Regions from separate parts of the Homo sapiens genome. Here region 1 is linked to region 2. Evidence: read pairs that join two places in POLR2A ChIA-PET (ENCODE). Cell type or tissue: OCI-LY7. All regions are shown on one strand. Links, peaks and the distances in the headings refer to the core of each region. The heading gives the core; the rest is flanking DNA. Region 1 overlaps PRKACB (protein kinase cAMP-activated catalytic subunit beta). Region 2 has its middle 70 kb from the start of TTLL7.

What was found. Peaks named below come from ENCODE experiments on the same cell type or tissue, not always from the same donor. Only the 100,000 strongest peaks of a DNase experiment are listed, where the experiment ranks them.
Region 1: POLR2A ChIA-PET joins it to region 2 with 9 read pairs; 2 of 35 experiments call an interaction of 5 or more read pairs at or near these places.

What each region holds. Positions count from the first base shown.
Region 1 is chr1:84,163,373-84,166,301 of GRCh38, forward strand. All of the region lies in intron 1 of PRKACB (protein kinase cAMP-activated catalytic subunit beta), which reads left to right. Among named protein-coding and RNA genes, the nearest start is that of PRKACB, 21 kb to the left of the region's middle. In OCI-LY7, for the core only: no CTCF peak of the experiment used is centred there; no DNase peak of the experiment used is centred there.
Region 2 is chr1:84,068,104-84,071,032 of GRCh38, forward strand. No RefSeq gene overlaps it. Among named protein-coding and RNA genes, the nearest start is that of TTLL7, 70 kb to the left of the region's middle. In OCI-LY7, for the core only: no CTCF peak of the experiment used is centred there; a DNase peak (open chromatin) is centred at 1,378.

The DNA.
Region 1 (2,929 bases), core at 113-2,612, 95 kb after region 2:
CCACCAATGTGTTGCTTAGCCCTACCAAGGCCATAGCCTTAGACTGTTAATTTCTTTCAGCTTGCTTTTTTCGTTGACAATATCACTAATGAGTTTTTTGGCCTCCACTTCAAATCAAATCAGCCCCCTCTCATGTCAGCCCCTTCCAGAAGTGAAGCTGCTAGTTTTCATGACCAGCCCTACCCTGGTAGAAGTACTCTCCTGACTGAGCTATAAAGGAGTGGGAGCAGCCCCAGGCAAGAACATCTCTGACTCCCACTGTTTTTAGGCAGAGTTCAGTGGTTCGTCACAAATAAATGTTTCTTAATTTGTTGTTTATGACTGCTCGATTTCCAGAGCCATGAAATCATTGTTTTTGATAATTCTGTTCAGCTTCATAGTTGTTTCTTAGGAAGATTTCCTGACTTACTTCCACATCACCAAAAGTCCTGCCTCACATGGCAACTGTTAAAATGGCAAGTTCACGTGCTGAAGTTCTACTTAACAAGGAACCATTCTATAGATTCTTTGTACCATTTTGGTACAAATTTTGGATCTCTGGTAATCAAAACAATCTGTTCACCATGCTACCCAGTCAGCCCACCTTGCTATACAATCTGTCATCTTAGTCCTGTTTCATGTGAGGAATTTTACATTTCTGCAATAATTGCCAGTAACTTTTTTGTGTATTATTTTCTTTTGAATACCACATGGATGGCATCTGACACTGTTTGTAATGCTGAATTTAATGGAAGTTTACAAATAAGTTATTCTATGATTCTCCTTTAAAAATGCAGATATACATATATGTATATAATATTATTCTCTTCCATAACACAGAATGTTTAAATGGTTAACATTTGTGCTGCAGTATAGCTTTCTGGCTCATGAAAAATGAAAGCTATCAGCGATCTCGGCAATAAGATTCATCGCCAATAGTCACTAGCAACAGCACACAGCATTTTAATATCAGTGAGGTCCACAGCTAGCAGTAAGAGCTGGTGTAATTGAAAGACGTTTAGGTGCAATCATTCTGCTGTTTGCTCCTTGCCAGGTTCAACATGGGATTGTGTGAGTATTTGAAGAAAACAGCAATTTTTTCATATCTTTGAAAGATGTAAAAAGCGTAGATTAGTGCTTAAATTTAAGAAATCTGGTAATTTATAATCATGTGGCTCTAAAATAAAAAGGTATTTTATTTGTCTGGTGGATTAAAGCTTTAGAAAAGCTACGCCTTGGATACAAGTGAACCGATAATTCTGGTCTAATGTTGCCGTGGTAACAACTCATGCTGATATAATTGAGAACATCTTATACATCCTGGTTCGAACATTTTCTCCCTGCCATTTTGAGTTGTTCTAGTGGTATATGAAGGAGGCTGGGATAACTAGCTTGAAAGAAATTCAGTCTAGTTATAGACATCTTTGGCATTAATCTGATGTTTACTAGTGATATCTCATGCTAGGCAGTTATGCTTTGCTTCTAGGGGCTTCTCTTTTTAAAACAAAAGAAAGCTCTTTTCGTTTTCTGTGTGCTGCATGCTCCAGTGTGTGTGTTTACACCATCGGTTCTTCTCCCTCTAGAGATTAGCATAACTCCCTTTGCTGTTGGATTGTTATTTTGAGCAATATGTTTTGGAAAGGTTGGTTTTCATCATGAGTGGTAAGTATGCTCTCTGAGACTCTGCAGCTGTTTATTTAAAAAATATATTTATAAGAGGAAAAAATATTTTTAAAGGGACAGTTATAAAGCCACAGCTACTGTGAATTATATTTTGTGGTGACGCTTTTGTACTTAGGCATTATAGTAAATTGCCTTCAAAAACCAGTAAGAACTGTAAACAATTAATGGCACTATTAATAATCAATACCAATAATCAGTTTCTAATTTTCTTTATGGTTCGATTTATTGTATTTGTTGGGCACTGTTATTAATTGTGTTATAAATTAGTAAGTAGACTAACCATAAGAGAGGATTTTCTTTTAGTATCTGATCCTGAAGATAATTAGTTTAACTTTCCTTTGATTAGCTTTGTCATTCCTAATGCTAATTTTTATTAGATTATTTTTATTAGATTTTTTAAATAGTAATTTTGAAAATAAGATGCTGCCAGAATTTTGTTGATGTCTTGGTTGCTTTTACCTACAATTTATTGAGAAATAAGGATTTAATGATGAAATAATTAGAGCATTTTGGTTTTGTAGGGTTTGTTAAAATTTTTAATAAACAGTTTTTGGGGGAAATAATTTTTTAGAATAAGTACACTTGTGACAACTAGTCTTTTTTGTTATAATGTGATTTATTTTTTCTAAATATTTCCAAAACTGTTTTTTTGAAAAAATATACTACAGTATGTACTGCAGTTTATCATAGGGTAAAAGCTGTCACTTCAAGCCAAACCTGCAGCTAAAAATAGATATCCTGTTGTTAGAGTGAAAAACATTTGCTTAGAGCATAATTCATTAGCATCTTTTGCTTAAATAAGATGCTTGGAAGTTAACCTTTGATTCAGATATTTTTAAGAGAAGTAGAATATGGTTTCTCTGATAACATAACAGTCCTATAATTTGCATTTATAAGATTTGGAATTGGAATTTAGAAACTGAAAGGTGGATTTTTGCTGTATAATGATAGAATTCAAAATTGACGAACCTTTTCTTTCATAACTGGAGATCACCTCATTATAACCAATAAATATTCTTTATCCTGCTACAGTACAATATAAACCTCTTAAACACTGTTATATATTTGTTTATAGAATAATATTAGATATTAAAGGGACATTTTAACATGCAAAATACTAAGAATTAACTGGATTGTTATTTTCCTGTTACTGAAATAGATCTGTTTTAAATAATCTGCTGTTTTAAATTTGAACGAATATTACAAAAACAACTTAACATTCCTTAGGATTTCTATGGATATCAAACTGAATATACCTGGTTGTCAT
Region 2 (2,929 bases), core at 192-2,691:
TATATTTTTAAATTTACTTTTATTTCAATAAGTTTGCAGGGAGCAGGTGGTGTTTGGTTGCATGAATAAGTTCTTTAGTGGTGATTTCTGAGATTTTGGTGCATCCATCACCCGAGCAGTGTACACTGTACGAAATGTGTAGTGTTTTTTTGTTTTGTTTTGTTTTTGTTTTTTTGAGACGGAGTCTCACTCTGTTGCCAGGCTGGAATGCTGTGGCACGATCTTGGCTCACTGAAACCTCCGACTCCCTGGTTCAAGCTATTCTCCTGCTTCAGCTTCCTGAGTAGCTGGGATTACAGGCACATGCCACCACGCCCGGCCAATTTTTGTATTTTTAGTAGAGATGGAGTTTCACTATGTTGGCCAGGATGGTCTTGATCTCCTGACCTCGTGATCCGCCCACCTTGGCCTCCCAAAGTGCTGGGATGACAGGCATGAGCCACCATGCCCAGCCCCCAATGTGTAGTCTTTTATCCCTCACCCTCTCCCACCCTTTCCCCCTACTCCCCAAAGTCCAATGTATCATTCTTATGCATTTGTGTCCTCATGGCTTAGCTCCCACTTATGAGTGAGAACAAATGATGTTTGGTTTTCTATTCCTGAGTTACTTCACTTGGAATAATAGTCTCCAATTCCATCCAGGTTGCTGCAAATGCCATTATTTCATTCCTTTTTATGGCTGAGTAGTATTTCATGGTATATATATCCCACATTTTCTTTATCCACTTGTTGATTGATGCGCTTCTGGGGTGATTCCATAGTTTTGCAATTGTAAATTGTGCTGCTATAAACATGCAAGTGCAAGTATCTTTTTCATATAATTATTTCTTTTCCTCTGGGTAGATACCTAGTAGTGGAATTGTTGGATCAAACAGTAGATCTACTTTTAGTTCTTGAAGGAATCTCCACACTGTTTTCCATAGTGGTTGTTTTAGTTTACATTCCCACCAATAGTGTAAAAGTGTTCCCTTTCACCATATCCATGCCAACATCTATTTCTTTTTATTTTTTGATTATGGCCATTCTTGCAGGAGGGGTAAGGTGGTATTGCATTGTGGTTTTGATTTGCATTTCCCTGGTAATTAGTGATGTTGAGCATTTTTACATATGCTTGTTGGCCATTTGTATATATTCTTTTGAGAATTGTCTATTCACGTCCTTTGCCCACTTTTTGATGGGGTTGTTTTTTCTTTCTGATTTGTTAGAATTCTTCATAGATTCTGGGTATTAGTCCTTTGTTGGATGTATAGATTGTGAAGACTTTGTCTGTTAACTATGCCGATTATTTCTTTTGCTGAGCCAACTGAATTATACAACCCCTTTTAAAAAAATCCTTTTTACTAACCTTATTATGACTTACATAGAACATTTACAACATGCTTAGACTTTCTGTTTTGTCCTAAATATCCCTTTTTCTTGAACAACCCATTTTATTGTAGGACAAAAATTTACCAAACAGGATTCTTTCTAGTATAAAATGACTTTCCTTTTTACCTTTCTATCAAAAGCACCTCTCTATATTTTTAACCTTTTTACATTTCTTATTTTTTGGTTCCTTTTATCTTGTTTTATACATAACCCTTAAATAAGCTTTCAGTTAGACAAATACATTTACCTTTTCATAAGAACATTAAAAATTTTTTTCCTATAATTTTTAATTGGAAATTACCCAGATACTTAATATTTATTAATAACATTAGATCCTAAATTATATAACATGTTTGTTTACAGGCATTTGTTTATTCCATTACATTTACCTGATCGATTGATTTATTAAATAATTTACCTAGATTATTTACAAAAACTGTGATAGTCATTCTTTATTTCCCTGTTAACTATTTTTATAGCTGTGAATTTTAGGTGCTTACTTAAGTAAGAAACTTAAGGTTAAATATAAGGGTATTTTTACCAATAACTTGGGATTTAGCTGTTTTCATTAAACCAAGAATATTCCATGTCTTACTTGTCGAAAATTATACAAGCAAAGATCATTTTGTCTTGAGCTGGATTTTATAGTTTTATAACCCTTATGGCTTATAGTATTCTGCCAAAGTAAGCACAAAACCACTTGATCAAAAATGCTATAGTTTTATAACCCTTATGGCTTATAGAATTCTGCAGGAGTGAGCACAAAACCAGTAGATCAAAAATGCTAACAATTTTTAAGACATCTCTAATATTATTTTACCAATAATTTTAAAGCCAGATTATTTTATTAAAAATTTTACTTAAATCACATTAACTTGAAAAAGCATTTGACTAGTCTTTTCTTTTGATTATCCGATTTAAGTGCTTTTATATTTTAGCCAATTAGCTAGAGCTGTTTTATATATTTTTAGTACTGAAACATTGTGTACACAACACAAATACATAGACATATTTGTGCATGCTAATAGAAATACATCTTATAGATTCATAAGACCTTTTTTCTTTTTTTTTTTTTTTCCTATCTTAGGCTTTTAAATTCTTGATAACCTGTTTCACTATTCAGGCAGTTGTCAGCTAAGTGGCCTTAAATTTGCATATTAAAGGAAACAACTCTTAGGGGAAAATCAGATAGCAAAATTTACATCTCAAGGTACTGAGAGAGAAAGTCTGGTGTGCTAGAGGGAAGTTAAAACAGATTTAATTGCCAATTAAACAAAAAATTATAGAAATTATAAGGACCTTTTAAATACACACACATACACACACACACACACACACACACACACACACACACACACACACAAAGACCCTATAGCTTTTACTTCAGAACTTTAGCCATGAGATAAATACAAATTCCTTGGGTTGCCAAAAAAAAAAAAAAAAAAAAACACCTCTTAGACCCAAACAGTGTTTATCTCAGTGGAAAAGTAACAGCAGATTTAAAGTAGGAAAAAACGAAAATAGAAAAAAAAGAGAACTTAGGAACTCTGTCGTTTGCAGG